Linked DNA regions of Homo sapiens: region 2 is linked to region 1. A link is an interaction called in ENCODE POLR2A ChIA-PET data of the cell type or tissue named here. Cell type or tissue: PC-9. All regions are shown on one strand. Each heading gives the region's core, and the rest is flanking DNA. Links, peaks and the distances in the headings are about the cores only. Region 1 overlaps LINC02068 (long intergenic non-protein coding RNA 2068). Region 2 overlaps NCEH1 (neutral cholesterol ester hydrolase 1).

Region 1 (8,109 bases), core at 3,112-5,611:
GCCCAGCTGCAACCATGAGGAAATATAGAGGAGTCACATGACTGGGAAAGAGTCTACCTACTGACCACTACTTCACAAAACCCCTCATTTCCTTCTGTCCTCCCTAAAGCCTCTCAGTTTTGAATCTCATGTCTTCAAATTGTATCACCCACTGGCCTCCATGAAGCGCCTAAGCACCACCTACTGGATCACACCCCGCAGCTTCAACACCAAAAAGTTAGAAAGACTTCAAATTAACAACCTAACATCACAACTAAAAGAACTACAGAACCAAGAGCAAACCAATCCCAAAGCTAGCAGAAGACAAAAAAACACATGCTTATCTCAACAGATGTATCTCACTAACATACCCGCCCTGTAAAACCAAAGATAAGAAGTCAGCTGCAAATAAAGACCTCGCACAAAGCCTCAGCCCTGTGAAAATATTCAGGAAAAAAGTCTTCTGACTGTACTCAATCTATGCTGCAGTTAAAGGAACACCCATACACAGAGATGAGAAAGAACCAATGTAAGAACTCTGGCAACTCAAATGACCAGTGTCTTATGTACTCCAAACAATAGCACCAGTTCTCCAATGAGGGTTCTTAAACAGGCTGAGTTGGCTGAAATGACAGAAATAGAATTCAGAGTATAGATAGGAATGAAGATCATTGAGATTTAGGAGAAGAGGAAAACACAATCCAAGGAAACTAAGAATCACAATAAAATGATAAAGGAGCTGACAGGCAAAATCGCCAGTATTAAAAAGAAACCTAACTGATCTGATAGAGCTGAAAAGCACACTGCAAGAATTTCACAATGCAATCGCAAGTATTAACAGCAGAATAGACCAAGCTGGGGAAAGAATCTCAGAACTTGAAGACTGGCTCTCTGAAACAAGACAGCCAGACAAAAATAAAGAAAAAAAGAATGAAAATGAATGAACAGAAACTCCAGAAAATATAGGATTATGTAAGGAGGCCAAATCTATAAATCACTGGCATCACTGAAAGAGATGGGGAGAAAGCAAACCACTTGGAAAACACATTTTAGGATATCACTCATGAAAACTTCCCTCACCTTGCCAGAGAGGCCAACAGTCAAATTCAGTAAATACAGAGAACCTGTACAATATTCTACTCAAGAAGATCATCCCCAGGACATGTAATTGTCAGATTTTCCAAAATTGAAATGAGAGAATGTTAAAGGCAGCTAGAGAGAAAAGGCAGGGCATCTAAAAGGGAATCCCATCAGGCTAACAGTAGACCTCTCAGCAGAAACTCTACAAGCCAGAAGAGATTGGGGGCCTATATTCAACATTCTTAAAGAAAAACATCTTCAACCAATAATTTCATATCCAGCCAAACTAAGCTTCTTAAGTGTATTAGTTCATTCTCACACTGCTAGCATACTACCTGAGATTGGGTAATTTATAAAGAAAGAGGTTTAATTGGCTCATACTTATGCATGGCTAAGAGGCCTCAGGAAACTTAAAACCATGGCAGAAGGTAAAGGGGAAGCAAGGCACATCTTACATAGCAGCAGGAGAGAGAGAGTGTGTGTGCATGGGAAACTGCCACTTTTAAGCCATCAGATCTCATGAGAACTCCCTCACTATTATGAGAACAGCACTGGTGGGGGGGAACTGCCTCTATGATCCAATCACCTCCCACCAGGTCCCTCCCTCGACATGTGGAGATAAGATTTGGGTAGGGACATGGAGCCAAACTCTATTAATAAGCAAAGGAGAAATAGCCAAATAAGCAAATGCCAAGGGAGTTCAGACCCACCTTACAACAGATCCTGAAAGGAACATTAAATATGGAAAGGAAAGACTGTTACCAGCCAATACAAAAACATGTTTAGGTACACAGACCAGTGACACTATAAATCAACCACACAAGCAAGTCAGCATAATAACCAGCTAACAACACAGTGACAGGATTAAATCCACATGTATCAATACTAACCTTGAATATAAATGGGATCAATGCCCCTCTTAAAAGGCACAGAGGCCAGGCATGGTGGCTCATGCCTGTAATCTCAGCAATTTGGAAGGTCGAGGCAGGTGGATCACCTGAGGTCAGGAGTTTGAGACCAGCCTGGCCAACTTGAGGAAACCCTGTCTCTACTAAAAATACAAAAAATTAGCCAGGCATGGTGGCAGGTGCCTGTAATCCCAGCTACTTGGGAGGCTGAGGCAGGAGAATTTCTTAAACCCAGGAGGCAGAGGTTGCAGTGTGCTGAGATTGCACTACTGCACTCCAGCCTGGGCAACAAGAACGAAACTCTGTCTAAAAAATAAATAAATAAGTAGGCCAGGCACAGTGGCTCACGCCTGTAATCCCAGCACTTTGGGAGGCCGAGTTGGGCGGACCATGAGGTCAGGAGATGGAGACCATGCTGGCTAACATGGTGAAACCCCGTCTCTACTAAAAATACAAAAAAATTAGCCTGGCGTGGTGGTGGGTACCTGTAGTCCCAGCTACTTTGGAGGCTGAGGCAGGAGAATGGCATGAACCTAGGAGGCAGAGCATGCAGTGAGCTGAGATCATGCCACTGCAATCCAACCTGGGTGACAGAGCGAGACTCCGTCTCAAAAAATAAATAAATAAATAAATAAGTAAAAATAAAAAATAAAAGGTACACAGTGGCAAACTGGATAAAAAAGCAATACTCAGTGGTATGTTGTCTTCAAGAGACCCATCTCACATGCAATGACACAAATAGGCTTGAAACAAAGAGATGGAGGAAAATCTATGAAGCAAATGGAAATGAGGAAAAAGCAGGGGTTGCAATCCTAGTTTCAGACAAAACAGACTTTAAACCAACAAAGATTTTTAAAAAAAGGCAAAGAAGGGTGTTACATAATGATCAAGGTTTTAATTCAACAAGAAGACCTAACTTTCCTAAATGTATACACACCCAATGCAGGAGCATCCAAATTTATAAAGCAAGTTCTTAGAGACCTTCAAAGAGACTTAGACTCCCAGACGAGAATAGTGGGAGACTTTAACACTCCACTGATAGTACTAGACAGAACACTCAGGCAGAAAATTAACAAAGATATTCAGGACCCGAACTCAACATTGGGCCAAATGAATTTCATAGATCTCTACAGAACTTTCCATCCCAAAACAACAGAACATCCATCTTCTCATCACCACAGGGCACATACTCTAAAATCAACCACACTATTGGACATAAAACAATCCTCAGCAAATGCAAAAGGACCAAATCATACCAAAAACACTCTTGGACCACAGAACAATAAAAATAGAAATCAAGACTAAAAAGATAGCCCAAGCCATGCAATTACATGAAAATTAAACAACGTGCTCCTGAATGACTTTCAGGTAAATAATAAGATTAAGGCAAAAATCAAGAAGTTATTTGCAACTAATGAGAAAAATGATAAAACATATCAGAATCTCTGGGACACAGCTAAGGCGGTGTTAAGAGAGAAATTTATAGCACTAAACACCCACCCAAAAAGTTAGAAAGACTTCAAATTAACAACCTAATATCACAACTAAAAGAACTACAGAACCAAGAGCAAACCAATCCCAAAGCTAGCAGAAGACAAAAAAAAGTGCTTATGTTAATAGATGTAGAAAAGACATTTGATAAAATTCAACACCCCTTCATGTTAAAAACTCTCTATAAACTTGGTATTGAAGTAACATACCTCAAAATAGTAAGAGCAATCTGTGAAAAACCCGCAGCCAACATCATACTGAATGGGCAAAAGCTGGAAGCATTCCCCTTGAAAACTAGCACAAGACGAGGATGGCCTCTCTCACTGCTCCTATTCAAAGTGGCTACATAATCTTGGAACCAAAGAGAAATCTGGCGAGTGGAGTCAGTGACTTTTAAAAATTATCTTCAGGCCAGGAGCGGTGGCTCATGCCTGTAATCCCAGGACTTTGGGAGGCTGAGGCAGGCGGATCACCTGAGGTCAGAAGTTCAAGACCAGCCTGGTCAACATGGCAAAACCCCATCTCTACTAAAAATACAAAAAATTAGCTGGGCATGGTGGCTCGTGCCTGTAGTCCCAGCTACCTGGGAGGCTGAGACATGAGAATCGCTTGAACCCAGGACGCAGAGGTTGCAGTGAGCCAAGATCGTGCCACTACCCTCCAGCCTGGGCAACAGTGTGAGACTCTGTCTCAAAAAAAAAAACAAAAAAATTAAAAAAAATTATCTTCAGGTTTTATAAGGAATCAGAATATAAAAGGATATGAAGGGAAGTCCTTCAATAATCACAAGTGATGCAATGGATGAAACACAGAGAAGGTAGAGCTAGGAAAGTTCCCACCCAATCTCCAAGTGCGTCTGTTAACAACAATAAACACAAATTCATATGAGAATGTTCCTTATTGTTTTAAATATATATTACTGAAAAGCTAAAGGACCCCACTGCATAGTGGCTAATCTCTGATTTTTAGAATGACTCCAGGTAGGTGGGGAATAAGTCAAGAGGGATGTAATATGTACTCTGAGTTTTAAATTATGATTAAATTGATATCACCAAATTCTTATGTTCATGAAAAACTCCATAGTAAAGGTGAATACTCAAAATTTTCCTCAAGTTACTAAAAGTTATCATCAATAAAATTCTTAACAGAGAAGAACAAGCAAACTAGCAAAAAAGAACGACAACAACAAAAAATAACTTCTAGAATGTATTTATACTGGAGTAAGCAAATAGAGAAAGACTTAAGCCTGCGTGTGCCTAGATTAACTGGCAAAATCTGCTTTAAGTATTCTTGGCGTAGTCTGAAAAGGATTCATGTACTTAAGGTCCAAATCTCAGAAGGAAAAAAAAATGCCAGTAACACTGTTTCATGCTGGGTTCCCTCATACCTTCCTCATGTTTAAATAAAACAAGGTCAGGAGTTAGAGACCAGCCTGCAATGCTGCAATGATTTTTTTCCATTGTATATGTGTTTATTTGTGTGTTCCTGTGAGCATTTGCATGCTTATGTGTTCCACTTCCTTATCAAATCTGAGATGTGCCTGATTTCCCAGAATTAGCTATGTTCTAAAGTGACCCTAAGCTTTTTTTTTTAACATAGTGCTTTCACTTTTGTTTCTCCTTATTACAAATGGAATCATAAAAATTTAGAGTTTGAAGGATAGTAACTTCTTATTTTACAGATCCAGAACATTAGGACTAGTGGTTTGCTCGAGCCCTCCTGAGCTCCATACAAAGCTCTTTTTGCAAAATTTTATTCTGGATTTAAATGTTAGGTAAAATTCCATACTCTTCTATTATTTGATTAAAGTTATAACTACACTTGAAGCCATCTGGGAGTCAGTTATATTAAGATCATTGTCCACAAACAAAAAATATATTCAAAGAACAACTTAGAACAGTGTCCCCCTACCAATTAGATATGATATTCAAAATATTTAGTAACTGGCAGGGCATAGTCACTGACGCATTGACACAGACACCGCTGTCAACACCTGGTCTGATTGAAGCATGCAAACTAGGGAAATAACAACCCTTTTTCCAACCCCTTCCAGAAAATTCAGAGTTCGGTGAAATGAATCAGAAATGAATACTTAAAAGATTTGACAAAATTACAAAGAAAAAAGGATATATACTTGAACGTAAGATATCTAATAGTCTATTAATTAGGAATTAACTACTAACACTTAAATACAGAGTCAGTCTAACATATCAGCCATAACTATATCAGCCAGGACAGATATCCAGCACAAAATTACTCAGGCAAAAGAAAAAATTTATTTGTTTGCGCAATCCAAAAGTCCCAGGAGTGTCTTCTGGTACAGTTTAATCCAGATGATCAAGAGATAAAATCAGGACTGGGTGCGGTGGCTCATGCCTGTAATCCTAGTACTTTGAGAGGCCAGGACAGGCAGACCAGACTTGAGGCTAGGAGTGTCAGACCAGCCTGGCCAACATAGCAAAACCCCATCTCTACTAAAAATACAAAAATTAGCCGGGCGTGGTGTTGTGCGCCTGCTCGGGAGGCTGAGGCATGAGAATCGCTTGAACCCCCAGAAGGCGGAGGTTGCAGTGAGCCAAGATTACACCACTCCATTCCAGCCTGGGCAATACAGTGACACTCTGTCTGAAAAAAAAAAAAAAAAAGAGAGAGAGATAAAATCAGAAATGTCTCAGTGTTGGCTTCATTCTCAGCAGATTCTTCCTAAATAGGAGTAAGATTGCCATTATAGTCCAGGATTATAGTCTACCATGTTAGCAAAGAAGGAGAAAGGAAGTGATCTTTTCTGACTCTAACAAATCTTCCAGAGCTGACTCTTTCTCACTGGATTAATTTGGGTTACCTGCCATTCCTAAGCCAATAATGCTTCTGACTGGACCTGGGGATAGAATCAGTTCCACTGAAATTTCATGAATGAAATAAGGAAAGGTGGTTCCCTCAAAGATAAATCTAAGTGTGAATACCAAAAAGAAGAATGGATACTGGATAGACCAAAACTGTAGATATCTACCAAGTGCGTCTCTCAGCAGCCCAACTTCCACATTCATCTTTTTCCTCATATAAACAATCATCAGAATTCTCCCCACTAATACAATTCACCCATCAGCATACAACCAAAAATACATAGAGTTTCTCTTCTAGGAAGGGAGATAGCCTCAAGTTGCACCAGTTCTTGCATACAAGTTCCAGGATCTCTGGGAGATGCACATTTCTCTCTAGACTTTATGTTAATGGCATCTGGACTAAATGACGTATTTATTCATCCTCTATACTCCCAGTGTAAAATAATGGAGGGGAAACGTCATAATAAAAATTCCTTTTGCAAATGGGAAAACGGGGAAACAAAATTCAAAGGACACTGCTTTGTTGCATCAATAAATGCTGCTAAACCAGGATAGCAACTATATCCTGCCAAGACAGTAGAGCAAGTTTCTAAATCAACCAACTTGGCTTTCCCCAGTCCTGCAAGCTAACCATTGATCTTAGCTAAGATGGGCACCAGTGAGAACCCGCTTTCTGAGGGATGCACTGTATTAGTCTGTTTCCAGTTGGTGTAAGTTCTAAGGGTTGGGATTTGCAACAGGGGGTGTATTTTTGCAGGTTTTTGCTCTTATTTTTTTCTTTCTTTCTTTTTTTTTTTTTTTTTTTTTTGAGACAGAGTCTCGCTGTGTTGCCCAGGCTGGAGTGCAGTGGCGCGATCTAGGCTCACTGCAAGCTCCACCTCCCAGGTTCATGTCATTCTGGTTTTTGCTTTCTTAAGTAATAGGCTTGGAATTTATCCCGGAATACATCTCTTAAAGTTTGTTAGCCTCTGTTGACTTATATTTGTTCAGTTCCACAGATCTGGTTAGTTATGACTCTTGCATTAAGAGCTTAATCTGAGGGATTCTGTCATATGCCAACAAGTTCCAGTGCTTTGTCCATTCTGTAAGTTTTCAGCATTCGACCTGGAGAGGGCATCTTGGCAGTGCAAACCTGTAGCCTGGATTGGAGAAGAACAGCTCTCCTTTCCCCTACCCCACATTATACTTCATGGAATGGTTTTAACAATGGTGGTAGTTGCCAACTTTGTCAATAAATAGAGCCCCAAAGGATATGTTGGAGACTGAGAGACTGAAGAATCAAACATCCCCAGATCTCAGTCTTGTATCTAACCACGTTTTCACCCTGATTTGATTCCTCTTACTTTAGCTTGGTGCCGAGAATACAGGTTTCAACCACATTGGATTTCTGGACACAGGCAAGATGTATCTTTCTTAGAAAAGCTTTAATTTTCTTCCCTTACCACTAGCCTTTCAGGTAGGCCACATTTGAGAGATGTTTGTCATTGATAAGACTTTACTGATGTTTGCAGAAAGTGGTCAACACATAATATCCTGATATTTCCCCACTAGATCCCCCCAAATCAGGCCTTGGTATAAGGATATGGTCTGATTTTATTTAAAAACAAGCTGGGAAAAATACCTGCAAAGGACATATTTGATAAAGAACTGTTATCTGAAATTTACAAAGAACTCTTAAAACTCAAAAATAAGGAAACAAATAACTAAATAAAATAGGCAAAAGACCTCAACAGATACCTCATCAAATAAGATATCCCAATGTCAAACATGCATATGAAGAGATATTCAACACCATATGTCATTAAGGA
Region 2 (8,109 bases), core at 5,552-8,051, 51 kb before region 1:
ATCAATATCTGACAAACCACATATTTGACTTATTATGTTTATTGTAATAAGTGGAAATAGACAATATGAATTTTATAAAGGCAAACATTTCAGGATTGTTGTTTGTTTTGTTTATTGCTGAATCATTAGTGCCTGGAAACATCCCTGGCATATGGTGAGCATTCAGTAAATATTTATGGAATGAATGAATGAAGCACCTTAATTCTCATATAAAACATCCAAGATATTTTGATATCTTTTTCATAAGTGAGGAAATTGAGACCCAAGAAGCTAAGTGATGTGCATAAGGCCAGATAGCTAGCTCATCGCATAGATGGGGTAGGGGAATAAGTCAGATAGTTCCTGAGGTCTCTGGACCTTTTTGATCCAGTTTCAAGCCACTATTGAAGGGAGCTTATAATGCTGAGTGGCAGGGCCATGACGCCAACCACTTTTTCTTGCCCCAGGCTCATTCAGTTCTCTTCTTCCCTCTGCCTCTCTGTCAGCTATCCTCCTGTTCATGGTGCGCCACCTCCTTGCTCCTACTCCAGATTTGAGTGGATCTTTTCTTCTGCAGTCTCTTGAAAGGGGCTGCTCAGAGTCACTGAGGCAGTTCTGACCCTGTTGACAGAAGCCCTAGAGTCACCCAAAAGCCCTAGAGTCACCCCAAAGCCCTAGAGTCACTCAAAAGCCCTAGAGTCACTCAAAAGCCCTAGAGTCACCCCAAAGCCCTAGAGTCACCCCAAAGCCCTAGAGTCACTCAAAAGCCCTAGAGTCACCCAAAAGCCCTGCAGTCACCCAAAAGCCCTGCAGTCACCCAAAAGCCCTAGAGTCCAGACAGCTGGAGCCAAATCTGCTGAGGAAGCAGCCACCGCACCTGGACCTTTCTGGACTCTCAGCAAGGCCTCCCAGATTACTCAAGGGTTGTCAGTGCAGTTTGGTAATACAGGAACCTTCAAGGAAATGATTTGGGCAGTTGGCCTGAGCAGCTGGCCAGAGGAAAGCACAGGGGATGTTTAAGGAGACAAGGCCCTACAGCTCGGTGTTGAGGAACAAGCTTCAGGGGCCATTCAGTTGGTTTCTTGTGTAGCCCCAGCTCCTTGCAGGCCTGAGAAAAGGAGGGAAGCTGGGCTTGCTTCAGTTGGCACCGTGCAGATTTTCCATTTACCACAGGGCCTACCCTCCGGGCTTCAATATCACTATTTGGCCACATGCCCTAAACCGTTCCTCCATTCCCTTCTCCCCTTATCAGCATCTGTCTCAAGTAAAATGGGTATTGCAAGGCTTATCATAAGACACAGAAGAATAAGATATATTTAAGAGGATTTTTTTGAAAAGGGCTAAAATTTAGAAGGGACTGCTTTGATTTAAACTTTGCATTGTTCCTAATCTATACAACATGGTGTCCAGATGGGAGGCATGAGCATATGGCAGTCAAGTTCCATCACTCATGACTGTGTGACCTCAAGCAGGTCATTTAAACTCATGTGCAAAATGGGGTTGAGAACCCTTCCTGTATGTTTAGAATGTGAGCTACTGGGAAAACAGTGAGGTATGGTGGTGTGCCTTACTTGAGAGGCTGAGGTACAAGGATTACTTGAGCCCAGGAGTTCGAGTCCAGCCTAGGCAACACAGGGAGACCCTATTTTTTAAAAAACAAAGCAAAGGCCAGGCGCGGTGGCTCATGACTGTATCCCAGCACTTTGGGAGGCTGAGGCAGGTGGATCACCTGAGGTCGGGAGTTCGAGACCAGCCTGATCAACAACATGGAGAAACCCCATCTCTACTAAAAATACAAAATTAGCCTGGCATGGTGGTGCATGCCTGTAATCCCAGCTACTGGGGAGGCTGAGGTAGGAGAATCACTTGAACCCGGGAGGCGGAGGTTGCAGTGAGCCGAGATTGAGCCATTGCACTCCAGCCTGGGCAACAAAAGCGAAACTCTGTCTCAAAAAACAAACAAACAAACAAACAAAGCAAAAACAAAAGAATGTGAACTCCTGGAAACAGAAATCACGTCTTCCTTCCTTTGCATCTCCAGAACCCAGTACAAGGCTTGGAGTGTGCATGCTAGGTAAATGCATGCTGAGTTGGGATAATGACTGCAGAGAATTGTCATGAGAATCATTTTAGACAATTGATATAAGAGGAGTTCAGATATTCAAAAGCACTAGCTGAGTCTGGAGGATTATTGCTCTATCTAGCCTATAGAATGAAAAGGACAACTTACACGTTTATTTATCAGCATGTTTGGAACTCACAGTACTTTTTTTTCTTTTTCTTTTTTTTTTTTTTTTTTTTTGTAGAAATAGCAAGATAGTAATCCTTGTTAAGATTCAGGCTAACCCAAGAGCACTTTATAACCTATGCTGTAGTTGAGGTACAGCCAACATTATATGATCATGATGTTTCTCTTGGAAACGATGTTCAGGCCTGGTGTAGTGGCTCACACCTGTAATCCCAACACGTTGGGAGGCTGAGGCAGGTGGATCACTTGAGTCCAGGAGTTCAAAACCAGCCTGGACAATATGGCAAAACCCTGTCTTACAAAAAGTTAAAAAACAATTAGCCAGGCATGGTGGTGCATGCCTGTAGTTCCAGCTACTCAAGAGGCTGGGTTGGAAAGACTGCTTGAGCATAGGAGATCAAGGCTGCAGTGAGCTGAGATTGCGCCACTGCACTCCAGCCTGGGTGACAGAGAGAGACCCTATCTCAAAACAAAACAAAACAAAAAAATAGAAAAAAAAAGCAGTTCAGAGCGGGATCTCAGTGGCTCGCTTCTTTCTTCTTTCTTTTATTCCATAAATATTTACTGGATTCCTGTTTTGTGCTAGTTACCGTGTTAAATGCTGGTGACATAACAATGTAAGAATGACTTAATTCCTGCCCTCATAGAGTTTATGATCTAGAAGAGAAAGACCTTGAATAAGTAATGTTAAAAGTGTGATAAGTGATGGGAAGTAGAAGGGCAAGTAGTAACAGAGACATCTAACAGGCAAGATCTTACCTCGTTTAAAGGATCAGAAAAGGTGTCTTAAAGAAAGTGATGTTTGGATGAAACCCCTAAGAATGAGCAGAACCTCATTAGAAAAAGTGGATTTGTCATGGAAGACCAAAGTGGTGTAGTAAGAGGGCTTGGGAGGGGAGGGACGAGGCAGAGAGCAGTGAGGGAATGAAATGTGAGAGAAGACAGACGGAGGGACGACTGAGGAAAACAGAAGTAAGTGTGGATGATTCCAAGAGTCTTTAGGAGGATGGTGGACGCTTGGTTCTTCTGGAGCTCCGCCTTCTAGAAGACAGGCTGTCTGGAGCCAGCAGCTCCTTGCCTTGAGGCCCTCTAGAGTGGGTAGTGGCGTCATGGCTTTGCTATTCTTTCATGTGGATTATGGCACTGGGGAAGGTTTTTATCTGAGGAAGCTGGTGGGCAGGGGTTCCAGCAGCCTTGGTAATGGAATCACCTCTTATGAGCACCAGGAGTTGGGACTCCATGATTCATGTCACTCATGCTGGCTCAAGGGTCTGGGGACAGACCAAATGACTGATAGGTGAAGTCCTTGAGTACAAAACCTACGTAAAAGCTATGTCTCCTACTCAGTAGCTTCTACAACGCTATACTATTTTTACATATTAATTGCACAATAAGTATTTGTTAAATACATTACAGTGTTTATCTAAGATTTGCAGATGTATCCTCATTTATACAATCTAGAATATAAAAGGCCTTATATTTATAAATTTCAGTGCAGTTTAACTATAATAGAGTATTTTTTTACCTCTAGTTTATGTATTTTTTATTTATTTATTTTTGAGACAGAGTCTCACTCTGTTGCCTAGGGTGGAGTGCAATGGTGCAGTTTTGGAGAAACAGTCATCCATCCACATTCCTTCCCCTCGAGCACAGTTTTATTATATGTTCTTTTAATGAAAAGGAAGCTTCTGGGTGGGATGCAGTGGCTCACACCCGTAATTCCAGCACTTAGGGAGGCAGAGGTGAGAGGATTGCTTGTGGCCAGGAATTTGAGGCTGCAGTGAGTTATGATGGTGTCACTGCACTCAAGCCTGGGTGACAGAGCAAGACTGTCTCTTAAAGGGGACAGGGGGCCGGGCGCAGTGGCTCATGCCTATAATCCCAGCACTTTGGGAGGCTGAGGCGAGCGGATCACGAGGTCAGGAGATCGAGACCATCCTGGCTAACACGGTGAAACCCCATCTCTACTAAAAATACAAAAAATTAGCCAGGTGCGGTGGCGGGCGCCTGTAGTTCCAGCTACTCTGGAGGCTGAGGCAGGAGAATGGCGTGAACCTGGGAGGCAGAGCTTGCAGTGAGCCGAGATTGTGCCACTGCACTCCAGCCTGGGCGACAGAGCGAGACTCCGTCTCAAAATAAATAAATAAATAAAATAAATAAATAAAGGGGGCAGGGAAGAAAGGAAGCTTTGCTTTTTTTTTGACCTTGTGATGCAACAGTAGAAAGGAAACTTCTGTTAGTGGAATAAATAGATTCTCCCTCTGGAGTTGTCTCACTCAGAGAGCACAATCTGGATTTAATTATTGATTTGTTTTGGATATCCCCTACTAAAAATACCCCTAAGACAGTGGGGAATATTAACTCTTTTATGTTCCCAAAATGAATCTATTGAGATTTTCTTGGGTGATGGTGAAAAGTAAAAAAGCTGGAAAAGGAGTGAGGCTTATCCTCTCTCCTGCTGAATCTGATAGGAGTATAATTTTATTCCAGAATGCCGCATGTATCTTTCACCTAAGTAGTACTATATGAAGAGAACTTGGCGTCCCTTCCACAGCAGAAGGTTGTGCATATGGCTTCCAGGTTAGGTTATTTTGAGGAAGAATTGCGCATTTCAACCCTCTTAGCACATTGGTGTCATTCGGGGCTTGGGGGCATAGGTTTGAAGTCAGTTGTGAGTTCAGATCCCAGTTCTGCCACTTCTAGCTGTTACAGACAAGTTACACATTTTCCTTCAACCTCACATTCTCATCCTTAAACCCAGAAGTTTGCTTGAGATTTGAGTGACATACGTCTGTAGAACATTTGGCAAGGTACCTCACCCAGCAGGAATATGGTCATTTTGATAGACTGTACACATTAATTTGATTAAACCTCATGCCTGAATTTACACCAAATTTTGTTCTTCTGATGGGAGTTACATGCAGTGATAAAGCTAGGTAATCCACTTGTCATTGCAGAGTCATCCTCTCCCTGAAGTGAGTTGGGCAAATTGAGGAATATATATGCATCCATAATATTAATATGATATAACATCTTTGATATTTACGTATCAGGTGCTTTAAGATCTGCAGTTTTTAAATATTGAATGTCAGAACCCTCTTTCACTACTTTGCAGGGACATAGCTTTGAGCACCAGCAGCAGAGAGCAGATATATTTATGTATGCTTTATTTGGCTGTACCACCCATGAATTTCCTCCTGATTCTTGGCTTTCTGTGTCTAGATATTACAAAATTTTGATATACTTCTTAGGTGAATTTCAAGCTACTTTGAAAGTTCATCTTATGCCAGGTAACCTAATAAATATCTACTTTCAGGATATTCTTCAGTCTACAAAGTCTCCATTTTTTTTTTTTTTTTTTGAGACGGAGCCTCACTCTGTCACCAGTCTGGAGTGCAGTGGCGTGATCTCGGCTCACTGCAACCTCCAACTCCCTGGTTCAAGCGATTCTCCTGCCTCAGCCTCCCGAGTAGCTGGGATTACAAGCACATGCCACCACACCCAGCAATTTTTGTATTTTTAGGAGAGATGGGGTTTCACCATGTTGGCCAGGATGGTCTCGATCTCCTGACCTCGTGATCCGCGCACCTTGGCCTCCCCAGGTGCTGGAATTACACCATGCCTGGTGCTGGTGAGCCACCGTGCCTGGCCAAAAGTGTCCATTTTTATTGAGTAAAACTGAAGAATGTTTCCAGCATGAAAACAGATGAGGGGAGGGGTTAGGCCATGGATCTTTATGGCACCAGGAACACTCTTGCATCATAACCTGTTTGTTTTTAAGCATGTTTATCCTATTATATAAGCCAATTATTAATTGAGAAGATTGAGCAGTAGCATGTTTTTTTTAGGTTACCAATTGCCTTTGATCAAAGTCTCTCAGACCTTTTCTGAAATAACATCTAAAAACTCAACTTATTTGACATATGGATGCTAGTGGATATGTTCTGACCATCTGGGCAACCAGGAAAACAGTTTATTGTGATATGTGGGATATTGCTGAAATGAAATAACCTTTGTTTTCACAACTTGAGTCATGAAGTACATTTGTTTTTATTAAAATTAAAAGTTCAGCTTGGTAATACTGAAGATTAAAAATTGAGACCCACCCCCCACCCCAAGAACTAGGGGTAAATAGACTCATATGAAATGATGTCATCTAGTGGACAAAACTGCGTAATTCTACTTTTTTGCTCAAATGGAATTATATAGATTATATAGCAGCAGCTTTCATACATAGTGAAAAATCAACTGGAAAAAAAAAGCATTTTGCATGATTAATTGACCACCCCAGATGGAAAAATAAGAAATTAGAAAATTTATTTTATCTGCTATATGGCAAACGCTAAGGGATTTTTTTTTTTTTTTTTTTTTTTTTTTTTTTGGACAGAGTCTCGTTCTGTCGCCCAGGCTGGAGTGCAGTGGCGCGATCTCAGCTCACTGCAAGCTCCGCCTCCACTAAGGGAGTTTTTTTATTGCATTTAGTTTCAAAATGTGGTAATTCCGGAATGACCAGATCCACATTCACTACTTGTCAACGTATTTCACAAACATTTGTCCATTTGATTTTATCTACAATGAATGTCAAGATGTTTAATTACCTAGCAGGATTTTATTTTGAGACAGGGTCTTGCTCTTTCGCCCAGGTCTTGTTCTTTCGATCTCAGCTCACTGCAACTTCCACTTCCTGGGTTCAAGTGATTCTCAGGCCTCAGCCTCCCAACTAGCTGGGATTACAGGTGCATACCACCATGCCCGGCTATTTTTTTTTTGAGATGGAGTCTTGCTCTGTCACCCAGGCTGGAGTGCAGTGGCACCATCTCGGCTCACTGCAACCTCCGCCTCCTGGGTTCAAGTGATTTTCCTGCCTCAGCCTCCTGAGTAGTTGGGATTACAGGCGCCCACGACCGTGCCTGGCTAATTTTTGTATTTTTAGTAGAAACGGGTTTTCACCATGTTGGTCAGGCTGGTCTCGAACTCCTGACCTCAGGTGATCTGACTGCCTCTGCCTCCCAAAGTGCTGGGATTACAGACCTAAGCCACCGCACCTGGCCCTTTTTTTGTATTTTTAGTAGAGATGGGGTTTCACCATGTTGGCCAGGCTGGTCTTGAATTCCTGATCTCAAGTGATCCACCTGCCTCAGCCTCCCAAAGTGCTGGGATTACAGGTGTGAGCCACCGCTCTCAGCCCAACTAGCTGGATTTTAGACTGTGGAAAATAAATGTCTTTATTTAGAGTAGCTTAGAAAAAATTAGTTTGTGAAAATAAGTATGCTAATTATAAGATGGAAATCAAAAGTCTTGAGTCTTCATTGGCTGTTATTAATTTTTAATTAGGTAATTAGTTTTTATCCTACCTAATTTTGGTCTGTTTTTGAGTTTTTGCAAATCAAGTAACTTTTGTATGCCTTAGTTTCTTCGTTTGCAAAATGAAGGTATGTTAATACTCAAAAAAGATTTATTGGATGGATGATTATGTGCCCCTCACATTGGCAGATACTGGAAGCACAGTTATGAATAAAACACAGTTCCTGATATCAGAGAACACAATCTTTAGGAAAAACATATGATAATTTTCATATGAGCCAATAAGAACAGTGAGTGACGTACCCTGGCACATAGAAATATCAAGGAATGGTAGCCAGTTCAAGCCCAAAAGCAAGTGGAGATATGACCAAGGAAGGCTGCCCAGAGGAGGCCAAACCCTCCAGTTAAGGCTTAAAGGATGAGTGAGAATTAATAAGCAAAAGAGGGGAGTAGAGAGTGAGAGGGAACTCTAAACCAAGATTGCCAATGTAGATGTGTAAGATAACACTATGGGTGAGGCATTTGACAAAACCAGAGCTTTCTGGGAATCTTAAGGGGATATGAATTCTACTAGGTGT

The links. Peaks named below come from ENCODE experiments on the same cell type or tissue, not always from the same donor. Only the 100,000 strongest peaks of a DNase experiment are listed, where the experiment ranks them.
Region 2: POLR2A ChIA-PET joins it to region 1 with 20 read pairs; 7 of 35 experiments call an interaction of 5 or more read pairs at or near these places.

The regions. Positions count from the first base shown.
Region 1 is chr3:172,583,494-172,591,602 of GRCh38, reverse strand. All of the region lies in intron 2 of LINC02068 (long intergenic non-protein coding RNA 2068), which reads left to right. Among named protein-coding and RNA genes, the nearest start is that of LINC02068, 8.1 kb to the left of the region's middle. In PC-9, for the core only: no CTCF peak of the experiment used is centred there; no DNase peak of the experiment used is centred there.
Region 2 is chr3:172,636,776-172,644,884 of GRCh38, reverse strand. The region is part of intron 3 of NCEH1 (neutral cholesterol ester hydrolase 1); the gene reads left to right. Among named protein-coding and RNA genes, the nearest start is that of LINC02068, 45 kb to the right of the region's middle. In PC-9, for the core only: no CTCF peak of the experiment used is centred there; a DNase peak (open chromatin) is centred at 6,724.